Regions from separate parts of the Mus musculus genome. Here region 1 is linked to region 2. The links are chromatin loops, found by intact Hi-C in ENCODE. Cell type or tissue: left cerebral cortex. All regions are shown on one strand.

Region 1 (8,000 bases), 490 kb after region 2:
GCAACATCAAAGCAGACAGAGGGACTGGGATAGAACTCATTGGTAGAGCACTTGCCTTGTATACTCACATCCCCAAGTTAACACACACACACACACACACACACACACACACACACACGAGAGAGAGAGAGAGACAGAGACAGAGACAGAGACAGACAGAGACAGAGAGACACAGGAGACACAGAGAGAGAGAGCCATGGAAGAGAGAGCTTGTAATCAGAATTGATTGAGGGAGAACAAAAAGGCTGAAGAGGAAGTTGAACAACACAGGGGAAGGGAACGAACCCAGCAAGCCCTAGCTTGAGCTTGTCTTGGCCCCAATCCTCAGGGGGAGAGCTCCAACGGTCTGCAACACAGGAAACTTTTTGTGTCTCAGTGTCTCAGTCACTGGCTGAGGGCCTTGAGGGAGTGATGATCCCTGAGGCAGCTCTCTTTAACTGAGGAATTTGGGAGGAGTTGGGAATTTGGGGGCAGCAGGGGAAACCCCTTAGCAGGGGAGCATCCCTGGCAGCTGCGTGGGGAATGAATGTGCTGGGCTGAGGTGATGTGAGACGATGCCAGCTGCCCCTCCAGAGCTGGGCTTTCTACCATTGACAAATGTAATGAGTGAAATAACGGGGTGTGGCCAGGAGACAGTGAGGACATGGCCCTCCTAGATGACTGGTCTCAACTGTTATTGCAAGCTATACCTTTACATATCTGTCAACAAACTGGGTGACTATACTGATCCTTTGGCTCAAACTAACCTGAAAAGCAGTTCTTTCCACTCCACCTCCTTCTAGTTCTCTCTCTACAAACTAGTCTAAATTCACTCTTTCTTTTTGGGAGAGGAGACTGAGATGTGGTCTCATGTAGCCCAGGCTAACCTCGATGTCACTGTGTAACCAATGATGACCTTGAACTCCTAATCCTCCTGGTCCATCTTGAGTACTGAAATTATAGGCACACACCACCATGCCTGGTTTTCTCTTACATTTTTCTCAACTCTTTGAAGGTGTGTGTGTGTGGGGGGGGGTGCTGTCTCAGTACTCTGTGGCCTCATAGACAAGCCATCCAATTTTGGGCCTCCGATCATGGTCCCTGTGATGAATTCTTCAATACAAATGTAAGACTTTAAATTTAGCCTGTTAATAACCAGCATACAAGTATCATTTTTTTCTGTCTTTCTAAGACACTGTCTAACCCTGGCTGGCCTGGAACTCCCTCTGTAGACCGGGCTGACCTGAACCTCACAGAGATCCACCAGCCTCTGCCTCCTGAGATGCAGGGTGCGCAGCAACCTGCTTTTTCCATACGATCATCTCACCACTTCTGACTTCTGAAAGACAAAGCCAGTGACAGGACATCTTGACAGACTGTTGGACACGGATCCCACACATCCAACCTGGGCTCCATATGCCTAGAAAACACACCCACTTCTCCTTTCTTCTCTGTCTCTCTTCCTGGGTAATTCCCCCAAGGCTATTCTCTAGGTCTTGACTTAGCTGTCCTCCGCACACACTTTGCCTTTCTGTGGCTTCCCTCTCATTCAGGTAGGTCCTGATGCCTGCAAAGTCCCCTCCTCCCCTTGGGTTCAAATCCCAACACTCATCCCACTGCCTCCAGGAAGCCCTCAGGTATTTCTTTAACCTTGGTTTTCTCTGACACTATATAGCTCTCACTCGGCAGTGCTCGGTGATAACTAAGTCCTTAAGGGCATGATGAGGTTTACCCTGGTGATAGTCTACTGCAGTTATGATCCCCATACTCGAGATAAGGAAACTGAGGCTGAGTGAAGGTGCATACATTCCTTGCCCAAAATCACAAAGCTAAACACTAGCAAAACCAGAGATTAGAATCCTGCATACAATTTGGCAAGTATTTATTGGCTGCAAAGAGAGAGATAAAGGAAATATTTAAAGATAAAATAGTCCGGGCAAGGTAGATAATGTATGCCTTTAATTCCAACACTCAGGAGGCAGAGGCAGGAGGATCTATCACTCCAGGTTGCAGGTAAACCTGGTCTACATAGTGAGTTCCAGGCCCACCAGGGCTACGTCATGAGATCCTGCGTTAAAAAAAAAATTTTGCCATCGTTACAAACAGGCTCTACAGACAACGTGCAGCGGCCATGCTGTGAACGTGATGCGGATGAGAGCTTGAATCTGGTGAGGTCCAGAAAAGCCACTGGCAGGTTTGTTTGATAGACAGCACTGAGGTGGGGCATTTAGCTCCGAGCGCTCTGTAAACACAGGGCAGGTCTGAGGGAGATATCTGCTTTGCTTTGGGAGAGATAAGAGCTCCAATGCTTGTTTGAGGTCCTGATGTCAAAAGTAAAGAGTGCTAAAGTGAAGTGTTGTGTGCTCCTGAGGGTGGGAGCCAAACTAAGATAAGAGTTACCTGGTAAAGCTTTGCTCTCTCTCGCTCTCTCTCTCTCTCTCTCTCTCTCTCTCTCTCTCTGTGTGTGTTTGTGTGTGTGTGTGTGTTTGTGTGTGTGTGTAATGTGTTGTTGTTGACTGTGCTTCTGCTTTTTTAGACAGGGTATCATTCTGCAAGCCCAGGCCAGACTTGAACTCACGGCACTCAGCCTGCATCTGTGTCCTGAGTCCTGGGATCGTGGGTGCTATCACAGCCACCACACCCAGGCAATAGTCTGATGGCTGGATTGGAAAGACTGTGAAATGGATTTGGGGAGCCGAGGCTATAGCTTAATGGCCTTTTTATTGTTTTGGTTTTGTTTTTTTTTTTTCACTTGTAGGGGATCAAATTCAGACATTGCTAAGCAAGTAGGAGTTCTGCCACTGATTTATATTCCAAGACATATTTTCCCCCTATGATCTACAAACCCTTTCTCTTGCTCTGAAATCATCCTTGAGAAGTGGCAATCACTTTTTAGTATTCCCATAATAGCACAGTAGGGAAACTGTAGCTGGCAACAATGAATCGAATGATTCAGAGTAACGGATAGAAAGGGCTTTGAATGTTCTTAACGCAAAGTGATGGATGGACGACGGATGGATGGATGGATAGACAGACAGATGAATACATAACCCAGTTGGCTGGATTTAAGCATTGCACATTGTATATCTGAGATGGCATATCACACTGTAAACCATAAATATATACAATTATAGTGTGTCAATTAAAAAGAGTTTTTGCCTGCTGTGTGGCCTGTGTGAGGTGACACGAGAGGATCAGGAGCTTGAGGCTATCCTCAGCTAATTATTAGATTGGGCTACAGGAGATCATGTTTCAAACAACAAAAACAGCTGGGCGTGGTGGCACAGGCCTTTAATCCCAGCACTCGGGAGGCTGAGGCTGGAGGATTGCTGCAAGTTTGAGAGCAGCCTGGTCTGCATGGTGAATTTTAGGCCAGCCAGGACTATATAATGAGACCCTGTCTCAAAACAAACAACAGGGGCTGGAGAACACACAGCTTTTGCAGAGCTGAGTTAGGGCCTCAGCCACACTGTCAGGCAGCCCACAACCTCCTGACGCCCTCTTCTGGACTCCACAGGCGTTGCACCCAAGTGCACATACACATTTACACATAATTTAAAAAAATCCTTTAACTAAATGAACAATAACAACACAACAAGGCTCTATTTATAATGTTTTTGGAGTCAGGAATGGTGGTGCACACTTTAATCCGAGCACTCAGGAGGCAGATCTCTGAGTTCGAGAACAGCCTGGTCTACAATGTAAGTTCCAGGACAGCCAGGGTTACACAGAAATTTCAAAACAACAATGACAAAACAGCAAACAAACAAAAACACACAACTAGACTCCTGTTGTTATCAAGAAATACCGTAGGTTTCAAACACTTTTTATTATTTTATTTTACTTTCATTTTCAAAACAGAGTTTCTCTGTGTAGCCTTGGCTGTCCTAGAGCTCACTATATAGACCAGGCTGACTTGAACTCATAGAGACCCACCTGCCTCTGCCTCCTGAATGCTAGAGTTAAAGGTATGTGCTACCATGCCTAGCCTGGGATCTATATCTTACTCAGCACCCATGAGTCTCTCTGTGTCCCCAACGCCATTTTTCAGTCTTACCTCCATCTCACAGATAAGAAAACGCAGAGGGTCAAACAAGTAAGGTGACCAAGTGTCCCAGTTTGCAGGGACAAAATAAAGATCCAAGACAGGACAAATTTCAAAGTATCATCTACAAGATACTTTGCACACTTGAATTACATGAGCCAGGCAAACGCACAAATGTTGGAGTCTATTTTATCATCACAAGCAGTATCTCCATCTCCCAAGGGCACACAGTGTTTTTTAACCCTGGTTCTAGGAATCAGAACTCTGCCACCAGTCCCTTGCTTGGCTCTCTTTGGGGACTTCAGGAAAGAACACAGATGTAGGGTGGTTTTGTTTTTGTTTTCTATGCTGATATTTTTGTTTCTGTTTCCGTTTTGCTTGCTCAACCAGGGTAGAGATCATGCAAGCTAGATAAGCCTTCTGTCCTAAAACATATTCTTACATTGATCTGTGTATTTTGAGCCAAGCCTCCAGAGAGTCACAAAATGGATGAGTTTTCGTCTGAAGAGTGAAGGAATCCAAACTGGAAGAGTCTTTGCTGGAGGAACGCTTAACTACAGAGATCTACAGAGATCTACTTTAAAAGATGTTCTTTGGCGCCCCCTGGTGGTTATGATCACAACATCTTTTTAGAATTTTGTGGGTTTGGGTTTTTTTTTTTTTTGCTTGGTTTGTTTTGTTTTTCAAGACAGGGTTTCTCTGTGTAACCTTGGTTGGGTGTCCTGAAACTCACTTTGCAGACCAGGCTGGCCTTGAACTCACAGAGAGAGAGATGCCTAACTCTGCCTCCTAAGTGCCGGGACTAAAGTTGTGTGTCACCACCACCACCACATGGGCCCACATCTTTTTAAAATTATTAACATTTTAGTCCTTTCAAAAGAGGTAGAAACAACAGCCAAGAAAAGCTAAAGTAAAGACAAACATGAAAGTTGCATGTTTCGGCTCAGGCATGAAATCGCAGCACTTGGAGACTTAAGCAGGAGGGTTGCAGTAGTTCAAGGCAAACTGATTTATAGCATGACTTCCAGCCAGTTAAATAAGGGAACACTGTTGAAAAATAAATAAACTAAACTGAACATTAACAGGATTTTGTGTATGAGTGTATGTATGTGTGAGTGTGTGTATGTATGAGAGAAAGTGTGTGTGTGTGTGTGTGTGTGTGTGTGTGTGTGTGTGAGAGAGAGAGAGAGAGAGTATGTGTGTATATGTGTGTGTGAGAGTGTGTGTGGGTGAGTGAATGTCAGTGTGTGTGAGAGTGTGTTTGTGTGAGTGTGTATGAGTGTATTTATGAGTGCATTTCTGTGTGAGTGTGTGTGTATGTCGGTGTGAGTGTGTGTGTGTATGTGTATAAATGTATGAGTGTGTAAATGTATGAGTGTGTGTGAATGTTTATGAGAGTGTATCTGTAAGTATATGTGTGTGAGAGTGTATGTGTGAGTGTGTGTGGGTGTATGTGTGAGAGTGTATGTGTGAGTATTTATGTGTATTTCTGAGTGTGAGAGTGTATTGTGAGTGTGTGACTGTGAGTGTATGAGAGTGTATGTGTGAGTATATGTGTGTGAGGGTATATGTGTGAGAGTGTGTGTGACTGTGTGTCTGTGTGTGTATGTGTGAGTGTGTGTGACTGTGTGAGTGTATGAGAGTGTATGTGTGAGTATATGTGTGTGAGAGTGTATGTGTGAGTGTGTGTGTGTGAGTGTAAGAGTGTGTGTGTGTGAGTGTGCATGTGTAGATCAGAGGAGGACCCCTGTGTCCTGCTCTATCACCCTCCACTTTATCCCATCTCACTGGAGCTAGGCTGATGATGGACTGCAAGTTGCAGCAATCCACCTGTCTCTGCTCCCCTACATAGCATATAGGCGTCACAAGCACAATTGGTCACATCCAGATTTGTTTTAAAACCCAGACGCTGGGGATTCAAACCCTGGTCCACCCTCAGCAAGTCCTCTTACTCCTTGAGCCATCTATACAGCCACAGTTGTGGATGGTTGGTTGGTTTTCTTCTCTTAAATGAAATCTGCCCAAGCTGCAGTAGTGCAAGGCAGGGAGACTCAGGGCCACAGTTAAAGCACACGCTGAAACAGCGCAGTCATCAAAACTCATAAGATTTCACTGCAACACTTCAGCAAGCCAAAATTAATGCAAACATCCACGACACAAAATACTATTTTTGGTTTTTGGTTTTTTTTAAAGATTTATTCATTTATTTATTTTATTTATATGAGAACACTGTAGCTGTCTTCAGACACACCAGAAGAGGGCATCAGATCCCATTACAGATGGTTGTGAGCCACCACGTGGTTGCTAGGAATTGAACTCAGGACCTCTGGAAGAGCAGCCAGTGCTCTTAGCCCCAAGAAATTCTGTCTTAACAAACAAACAACATCAAGGATGGCCACAACTATAAAAAAAAGAAAGTGAAAAGAACAAAAAGGGTGTGTGTGGGAGGGGACAAAACCAAAACCTAAACTACAAAATTTCTAGAAGAGAATATTTGTGACCTTCATTAGGAAAGGATTTCTTAGAGGTGATGTCAAAAGCAGGGCTGGAGGCCATGCTTGGTACCACAACAATTGTCCAGCATGCTTTGACGCCTTGGGATCCATCTCCGCACTGGAAAGAAAAGACAGGCCACAGCCTAGGAAAGGCCATCTGAGAATCAACTGCCCAGTAAAGGACTCACAAAGAGCTTTTGAGAAAATCTTTTATTGTGTTTCAAAGATGATTGTGTTGAGGAGACACTTGGTACATACTGCATGGTGAGAGGCCATAGGTCAACTTGCAAGAATCAGTTCTCCCCATCCACCATGTGGATCCCAGAAATGAAAATGACATCATCAGGCTTGCCTGCAAGCACCTCTACTCAGTGAGCCATCTCGTTGGCCCCAAAAATGTCATTGAGGGTTTGTAGGTTGGTTTAATTAATTAATTAATTAATTAATTAATTAATGTGTGTGTCTGTGTGTGTGTGTGTGTGTGTGTGTGTGTGTGCGCGCGCGCGCGCTCAATGGCACACATATAGAGGTCAAAGACAACTTGCAGGGGTCAGCTCTCTCTCTCTACCATGTGAATCTTAGGGATGGAACTCAGGTCACTAGACTCAAATACAAGCTTTACATGCTGAGCCATCCCCATGGCAGCACCGCCACCTCCATTTGTTTTTGTTGTTTTTGGTTTTGTTTTTTTTCGAGACAGAGTTTCTCTGTATAGCCCTGGCTGTCCTGGAACTCACTCTGTAGACCAGGCTGGCCAGAAATCCGCCTGCCTCTGCCTCCCAAGTGCTGGGATTAAAGGCGTGCGCCACAACTGCCCGGCCAATTTTTTTTTAAAAACTCATTAAACATTCCAACTTTTCTTAAATGGATAGAACATTGGAACACATTACCAAAAAGAGATATCTAGGTCACTATGGTGGTTTGAAAATAAAATGGCCCCCATTGGCTCACAGGGAGTGGCACTATTGGGAGGTGTGGCCTTGCTGGAGTGGGTGTGGCCTTATTGAAGTGGGTGGGCTTTGAGGTCTCAGAAGCTCAAGCCTGCTTAGTGCCTCAGTTTTACCTTTGTTGTCTTTGCATCAAGATGTAGAACTCTCAGCCCCTCCTCCAGCACACGTCTGCCTGCACACTGCCATAATTCCCGCCATGACCATAATGGACTAAGCCTCTGAACCTGTAAGCCAGTCCCAATTAAATGTTTTCCTTTACAGTAGTTGCCATGAAGCCAGGCGTGGTGGCGCATGCCTTTAATCCCCTCTCACTTGGGAGGCAGAGGCAGGCGGATTTCTGAGTTCGAGGCCAGCCTGGTCTACAAAGTGAGTTCCAGGACAGCCAGAGCTATACAGAGAAACCCTGTCTCAAAACAACAACAACAAACAAAAACAAACAAACAACAAAAAAAAGAGTTGCCATGGTCATGGTGTCTCTTCACAATAATAGAAACCCCAACTAAGACAGTCACCAAAAACACGTGAAAATGT
Region 2 (8,000 bases):
GGCCATTCGGACAGAAATTTTTATCCAGGAAAGTGGTTAGAAACTACAGCAGTGTCTAAAGATACCCAAAAGCAGCTCTGGGAACAGGAGCCTATGTCATCGGAGATAAGCTAGGACCTGCCATGGAAGCCAGCAAACATGTGGGAGCCTGCAGGAGGAGAAGCACAAAAGACAAGAACAGAAGGCATGCCCACGGTGCCCGTGGCTCTAAAAGGGGAAAATCCATTGTATGCCAAGAATCTTGCTTTATGGTTTAAATTTCCCCATCAGCAGCTTTGACTCCCTTGGATATGGCCTGGAGCTTAGGAGAGTTGATAAGGAAAGGCAGCTCACTGCTTGTCTGCAGTGAATTGTTTAGTAAGTAGATGGTTCCTGGGTGCCAGGCGTGGGGACCCAGGGAGACAGAAGAAGGCAATGTTTGAAAGCAGAGTGGCTCAAGCCAGGTGATGGTGATGAACGCCTTTAATCCCAGCACTTGGGAGGCAAAGGGAGGCAGACCTCTGTGAGTTCGAGGTCAGCCTGGTCCACAGAGTGAGTTCCGGGACTGCCAGAGCTACAGAAAAAGACTGTCTCGAAAACAACAACAAAAAAGAAAAAGAAATGAAAGCCAAGTGGATTTGTGCTGTTTGTGGTGTCTTTTGTGGGACATGAAGTAGAATAGGTTGGCCCAGGCACTGTCTGCTAAGGGCCCAGCTGGCCTGTAGAATGTGGGTTTCCTTATATGTCACATGGAGAACACCCACCTGGGGCAAAGCATGTAGCATAAGAAGCTACAGGCTTGGAGCTGCCACAAGTATTTTCTGATAGACTCTCCTGTGCACCTGCCTACCCTGGCAGTTAGTCAAATTGATGGTTCTTGGCTGCACACTGGACTCAGTACTCGTTCACCTGGAGCGAGTTTCAAGGCCCAGATTCTGAAAGTAGGGAAGAGAAAGCCTGCTGAAGTCACTCAGTTGGACAGGGACCTGTGCTCTCCATGTGTATCATGCCCCCACCTCAGAAGGCAGCCAGCGTAGTTGGTCTCCTGAAAAAAAATCTCACTTTTCTAGAGTGATAGTTTTGGGTGAGATGGATAATTTTAACTTCTTGTCGGGGGCTGGTGAGATGGCTCAGTGGGTAAGAGCACCCGACTGCTCTTCCGAAGGTCCAGAGTTCAAATCCCAGCAACCACATGGTGGCTCACAACCATCTGTAACAAGATCTGACGCCCTCTTCTGGAGTGTCTGAAGACAGCTATAGTGTACTTACATATAATAAATAAAAAATAAATCTTTAAAAAAAAAAAAAAAACTTCTTGTCTGGAGAGAATTCTATAAGTACAAAATACAGCTTAAACAAAAGCTAGGCTTCTATACTGTGGAGAAGCCAGCCAACTCGGTGACACACCAGCTCGGCATTCTCCCCCCCCATCCCCCCCTCCCTCGCCATGCCACTCTACCCCCCACCCCTACTCCTCCAATAAACTTCAAGCTCCCTCAGGTGTGTTCACCGATCTTCTCTGCCAGTGGCTGCCTGATTACCCTCACAGCTACTATACTGGGAGGAGCCTCCAGCCTTCCCCAGGAGTCCTGAGGAGCCTGCGTGGATAGAGGCATTGGTGGAGAACGGCTGACACCTTGTGGCCAGCTCCCAGCTTGCAGCATCCATCTCTGTGTGCAAAGGGTCAGAGGAGTAAGCACTCTGACCTTTGACCAAACCTGACTGTGCACACTTCTAATCCCATTACTTGAGAGGCCGAAGCAGAGAGGATTGTTGCCAGTCTGCATAGTGAAAATGTGTTCCACATTTAAAAAAAAAAAAAAGAAGTTTTAGGCTTTTGAGACATGTGGTGCCTGTCCTGACCTCAGAGTGACACTGAAGCAGCCACACACCATACATAAATAAGTGTTCACAGTTGAGTTTCTATAAAACTCATGGGTACTGGAGATGTCCTCACGTACTTGTCGAGAATGCCCAAGACGTGTTAGTATTATGATTCTTTTAGTCATTTAAAACTGTGAAATCTCAGGGCTGGGGCAGTGGCTGCTCTTCCAGAAGAGTCAAGGTTGATTTCCAGCCCCCACATCAGGCAACTCCCAGCCACCGTAACTACAGCTCCAGGGGCTCGGAGCCCTTCGTCCGGCCACTGCAGGCACATGCACCTGCATATACATATATGTAACTAAGACAAAAAAAGTTCTAAATAAAAATGTAAAAACTCAAGCTGTGTCCATATTTAATATTCTGCTAGTACCCCATCTTGGAAATCTTAATAATTTTAAAATAAGAATCCTTGAGTTTTCCGTCCATACCAGCCTTATAAATTATGTAGGCAACCATGACTGGCAGAAATCTTTGCTTTAAAATGTTATATTTGAGCTAGAGATGAAGCTTGGTGGAGTGCTTGCCTGCCATGCATGGAGCCTTGGGTTTGACCCCCCTAGCACTTCATAAACTGGACATGATGGCTCGCGCACATAATCTCAGTACTCAGGCAGTAGACAAGAAGATCAGAAGTCCAGGACAGCCAGGGCTATACAGAGAAACCCTGTCTCGAAAAACTGAAAAAGAAGAAGAAGAAGAAGAAGAAGAAGAAGAAGAAGAAGAAGAAGAAGAAGAAGAAGAAGAAGAAGTTGTTCAAGGTCATTCTTAGTAGCTACAAAAGGAATCAAGGGCATCTTGGGATACATGAGACCATGTTTTTTGTTTTTTGTTTTCTTGAGACAGGGTTTCTCCGTATAGCCCTGGCTGTCCTGGAACTCACTCTGTAGACCAGGCTGGCCTCGAACTCAGAAATCTGCCTGTCCCTGCCTCCCAAGTACTGGGATTAAAGGCATGCGCCACCACTGCCCAGCTGAGACCCTGTATTTAAAAATTAAAAAACGTTAGGTCGTATCATTGTCTTAGGGTCAAGAGTAACAGATCGGACTTAATACATGTATTCCTGCACAAAGAGGCTAGTGGCCTTAGAGGCGAAGGAAGGATAAGGACCTAGCGCTTCCCCATGAAAAGCCTGAAGAACACGCAGGTCCTTGGAAAGGGCCTACAGAAAGAGATGGCAAGGGAAGTTCATGAACAGTTGTGGAGGTAGGAGGGAGGCTGGCTATTTTGGGAAGCAAAGAAAGAGCGAAATCTCAGAGTAAAACGTAGTGGGGGAGTCATGGAAACGGGCCTGGGAAAGTCTCTTGGATCTTGGCCACAAAACAGGTTAGAGAAGAGCTTAGAGAAACCGGCTTCAGTCGAATTAATGAAATCCTGAGCTAGAGAAGGAGGGTACAGTGACCGAGGTGGAGAGAGCCACAGGCTATTTATTATCTAAGAAGTTGGGACGAGGGCCCGGAGGGAAGGAAGGATCTTTGAAGAAGAAAATCAGGTCCCAGTTGGAATGCAAGGAAAGGCCACCAGGGGGCGTAACTTAGCCAGGAAGATGCCTGCCTTTTTCACCTGAGTTTGTAGGGAAACAACAGGGTGACTGGGAGTTAGGGCTGCGGTGGGGGTTGGGGGTGGATGGGTCCAGTCAACTGTTCCAGTAGGGACTTATCTCTCCAGCGGCACGCGAGTTCTCTGGTCACCGTAGCTTCATGAGCAAGAGCTCACTCGTTTTGAGTCAGACTGCCTAGTTTCAGCTGCTCCCTGTGGTAACCTGGAACAAATTGGCTAACCTCTATTTTTCTATCTGGAAAGTGAGAACTGCTATTGTGGGAAAGATTGACCGCTGTAATCCAAGCAAAGCCCGCAGTACAGTGTCTAACATACAGCGTGTGTCAACGACAGGATGGGGGGGGTGGGGTGGGGGAGGGGTGTGTGTGAACTGCTCTTTTGTGTCTTAGAAGCGGCGAACACACCAAAAGGGTCAAACGTCCACTGCTCAGCGGAGTTGCTTTTCAGGAAACGCAGTCATAAAAACCTACAGGTGATTTGGAAGTGACACAGCGTCTATCTCGAGGGCTTTTGTTGCATAATAAATGCTACCACACATGTAATAAAAGCCTGTGAGCATGTCCTCTGTCATCTACACCCTCCAGCTTGTTCCCCCCTACCCCATTGCTCCTGGTTATTGGTCACCAACACAGCCATGCTCCAGCATCAGCTGTCAGCTGTCACCTTGACTTTTGGGTTAGGATCCCTTACGGGGATCACCTCATTGCTACGAGCTTTAAGAATTAACAAACTCTTTTACACATCTTGCCAAAAGTCTCAGAGCATTGAAAGGCCAGAGTATGGAGGGTGTTCGCTTGTGCCGCAGAAGTCAGAACTGGAATCGATCCAGCTGGCTAGAACTGCCCCAGGCCTATGGGTCATTGCAGAATCCTTTGCAAAATTTCCTATTGGTTTGGCTCTTGTCCAGGCTAAGGGCAGAGACCGAAGCACAGTCTCTCAAGGGAGATAAAGGAAGTCTGTTGCTGGGGAATGGCTGGGAAGCTTTTGGTAGCCATCCAAGGCGGCTATCACTCATTAAATCTGCCTTCTCCTCCAGCAGAAAGCCAACTTACAGAACACCATATACAAAGCTCCCAGAATAGTACAGGGCTCCAAGAACACGGTGCACGTGGCCAGTGTACAAATGTGCAGCGGCTTGAGGATTCTTTTTGCCTTCAAATCTGGGTGGGTTTGAGCAAACTAAAGAGCATTTTCTCCAAGTGGCATCCTGAGAGGAAATGAAGAGAATATGCTAGCCTGGACTGCCTTTCTGGATTCCAGTTGATTCTGCCATCACCAAAGCTTGCTAGGAAGCCGCTGGCAATGACAGTGAGGGAGCTCAGAAAACACCTTGGACCAATTCATTAGCTTTACTGTCCCACCAGGCCTAGCAAGCCTATAAATCCTGACGTTGACTCCAGTAGGAATTTGAAACCTTTGCCTCCCATCATAAATATGTTATTGATTTGTTGGCTTCCTTCCTAGCTGTATAGGATAGGAGGAGAAATTCTGGCCAAGGCCGTAGTTTGCGGGAATGAGGGATCTCAGCTCCCAGACAAGACTGCATCCATCACATTCCACTGTTTGCTGGAGGATGAAACCTGTGTTTTTCTATTCCTGAAAGTCTGCAGGAAGGCACACTCCTCTGTGAGCGGGAGGCTATAGGATAGCATTGTGGGAAATGTTTATTTCCTACTTTAAAACATTCTGTAGTGTTGACTTGAACAAATGTTCCATTTACTCAGTACTACTTTTTAGATTTCTTTTTTCTTAGACCCAAGTCTTACTATATATCCTAGGCTGGCTCTGAACTCTACCCACCCCCTTCTGGATGCTAGGATTACAGGTTGATGTCCTTTTTTTTTTTTAAGATTTATTTTATGTATATGAGTACACTGTAGCTGTACAGATGGTTGTGAGCCTTTATGTGGTTGTTGGGAATTGAATTTTTAGGACCTCTGCTTGCTCCGGTTGGCCCCATTCACTCAGTCCCTGCTCACTCCATAAATAAATAAATACACTGAGGCTGTCTTCAGATGCACCAGAAGAGGGCGTCAGATCCCATTACAGATGGTTGTGAGCCACGATGTGATTGCTGGGATTTGAACTCAGGACCTTCAGAAGAGCAGTCAGTGCTCTTACCCGCTGAGCCGTCTTCAACCAGCTCACAAGTCTATATCCTTATACTGAGCTTTTCAACATTAATATTGTTGTCAGAAAAGCAATCTTATATGGAAACAGCAAAGACATGGATTATAGGAAGAGCAGAGTTGGGGCTACTCCTCGATGTTCCTATGGTTTTCCTGATCCTCTTCCTCTCCTTACCAGGTCACCACCTGTCACCAATCTCTCCCTGGCTAACCGCATATGTCTCGTAGTTCTTATAGATGTAACTTCTACTTGAAAGTCAAGAACCACATCCTTCCCAGACTGGGTCCCCAGTCCTTCGGCGTTCTCCCAGGACACAGTCTCCAGCAGTTCACTGTGATTGCTTTACCTGCTGCCTACTCCACAACAGTGAGGGCCCTGGCACAAAGGAGATTTTCTTTTTTTAATCTGTGGAGCCACCCTTGGACCTTAGGAAAGTTCTTAATAAACTCACTATGTAATTACTGAACAATAAGTTATTGGGGGGAATCTTTTATAGACAGATCGATATCAAGGGACACAAGATGAAGAAAGAAAACTATTTCAAAGAACTTACAACAGGGATTTGCCCAATAATTCATAGAAAACCAACCATTATCTTGAGGATTAAGACTGAGGTGATGGAGACAGTGGCTTAGCGGTTAAAAAACATTTGCTGTGTTTCCAGAGGACCTGAGTCTGATTCTCAACATCAGTGCTGGAGGCCGTTCATAATGGACTCTATTCCAGTTCCAGGACACCCAGAGTCATCTTCTGGCTTCCATGGCAACACACACACACACACACACACACACACACTCAACATAGATACAAATGCACATACATGTGAATAAACATAGAAGTAAATATTTTTAAGTAACATAAAAACAATCAACTCTGAAGGCTGGGAAGGTCTGAACCCTTGACATTTCTCACTGTGTTTTCTGGTTTCTGATCTCTGTTTTGAACGCTAGTGTGAACTCTGTGCTTGGAGTCATCAGATTTCACCTCTTTAGGTCCTTTATTAGACTTTGACTTATGATTTCTCTCCTGCCCTTGAATTATCCTAGGAATACCTGCCATTTGCTCTTAGTTGATGTTTGTGAAATACCTTGTCTTCCTCTGCTGGAAGGGTGTAAGTGCTGAGCCTACTGCTGTGTTACAATGGCTGTTTCATTGTTAAGCCAGTGCCAGTGAGATTACACAACAGCTTGGATAGGGAAGGGGAACAAGGGCTATGAACCCCCTCACCTACAAGGGACAGGGATTTGGGATGGTAATACGCTAACATGCCCAGATGTGGGTTAGAGTCCAGCATAGGTTCCTGGAGATCGTTTCGGTCCCAGAGGCTGGAGGCTGGTACTCTGGCAGTGGGTCTTAAGCATTCTGCCCTCCCCTGGCTGAAATGTGGAGTCGCTTCCATTAAAGCTGTCACAGAGAAAGAATCCTGTGGCCAGAAGCCAGGAGAACACACATGGCTTGCTCGACATCAGCGGCTCTGGAAGCTTTCCTGGAGGCAGAGGACTGTTCCATTTGCATGCAATCAATTATTTCTAAAGGGATGGATTCTTTATCTCACTCTAGACTTAATTTCTCCTAATTTCGAATTCTTTATTCTTTCAAAGGAACAAGCTAAAGATGGTCAGAGGTGTGTATGAGTGTTGCTTGGGCACATAAGTATGGTAAAAAAATGACCATTTACAAAGACAAAGAAACAGAATATAGATTTTATACGTGCTTCTTGTCAGGAAAAATATACTGTTTAACTTAGAACAGGGAAGAATGGTGCCTAGGAGGATATGATGACAATCTTTCTAAAGTTAGTCTCCAATAATGTTAATGACAAGGTTTCTAATTGCCAGAAACTGAGTAATTTAGGTTCTGAAGGAAACAGTTTTAAGATACTGGGTTGACGGACGGATACTATTCAGAGATACTAAGGCATGTATAGAAACGAGTCAGACAGGCCTAGAAACCACCTTATGTCCCAAAACTTCTTTCTAAATGGGTGACCTTGGATAAGTCTCTTAACCTCTTTTGGCTTTGCTTCCTGTAAAATTACTGTTTAATCAGAATAGTTTCTGTAAAGAATTGGGGACCGTATTTGGAATAAAATACAATAAATGATAGTAGTTATCACTGTCAACTTTCAATGACTAAAGATGCCCCGCTCCTCAGCCAAAACGTAGTGTGGAGAATCCGGATCTGACGGACAACACGGAAGTGCCCAATAAGAGGCCGGGGTAGGGGGGTGGGGGAAACAGTGGAATCAAACCAATGGCATGGGCCCTTGTTGTTGGCCGCTTTCTGGCTGATCCACCAATAGCTTAAGGATGTGACTTGGGAGCGACACCCTGACAGTCCAATGACGCACAACCAACCCACACTCAGCAATTCGGAGGGGATAAATCAAGGAGCCTGCACGTATAGATTCCGTTATTAGTGCAGTCTCGAATGGTGAAAGGAGCTTGGGG

Evidence for each region. Peaks named below come from ENCODE experiments on the same cell type or tissue, not always from the same donor. Only the 100,000 strongest peaks of a DNase experiment are listed, where the experiment ranks them.
Region 1: it touches region 2 in a loop (3-fold over the local background); 11 of 42 quality-filtered maps call a loop at or near these places.

Annotation. Positions count from the first base shown.
Region 1 is chr15:81,195,166-81,203,165 of GRCm38, forward strand. No RefSeq gene overlaps it. Among named protein-coding and RNA genes, the nearest start is that of 4930483J18Rik, 8.3 kb to the left of the region's middle. In left cerebral cortex, CTCF peaks have their summits at 3,466 (motif pointing left), 4,627 (motif pointing left) and 6,247 (motif pointing right); a DNase peak (open chromatin) is centred at 4,601.
Region 2 is chr15:80,702,909-80,710,908 of GRCm38, forward strand. No RefSeq gene overlaps it. Among named protein-coding and RNA genes, the nearest start is that of Tnrc6b, 4.4 kb to the right of the region's middle. In left cerebral cortex, CTCF peaks have their summits at 1,620 (motif pointing left), 3,377 (motif pointing right), 3,584 and 6,935 (motif pointing left); DNase peaks (open chromatin) are centred at 188, 814, 1,580, 3,146 and 5 more places; H3K4me3 peaks cover 1,355 bases; H3K27ac peaks cover 2,879 bases.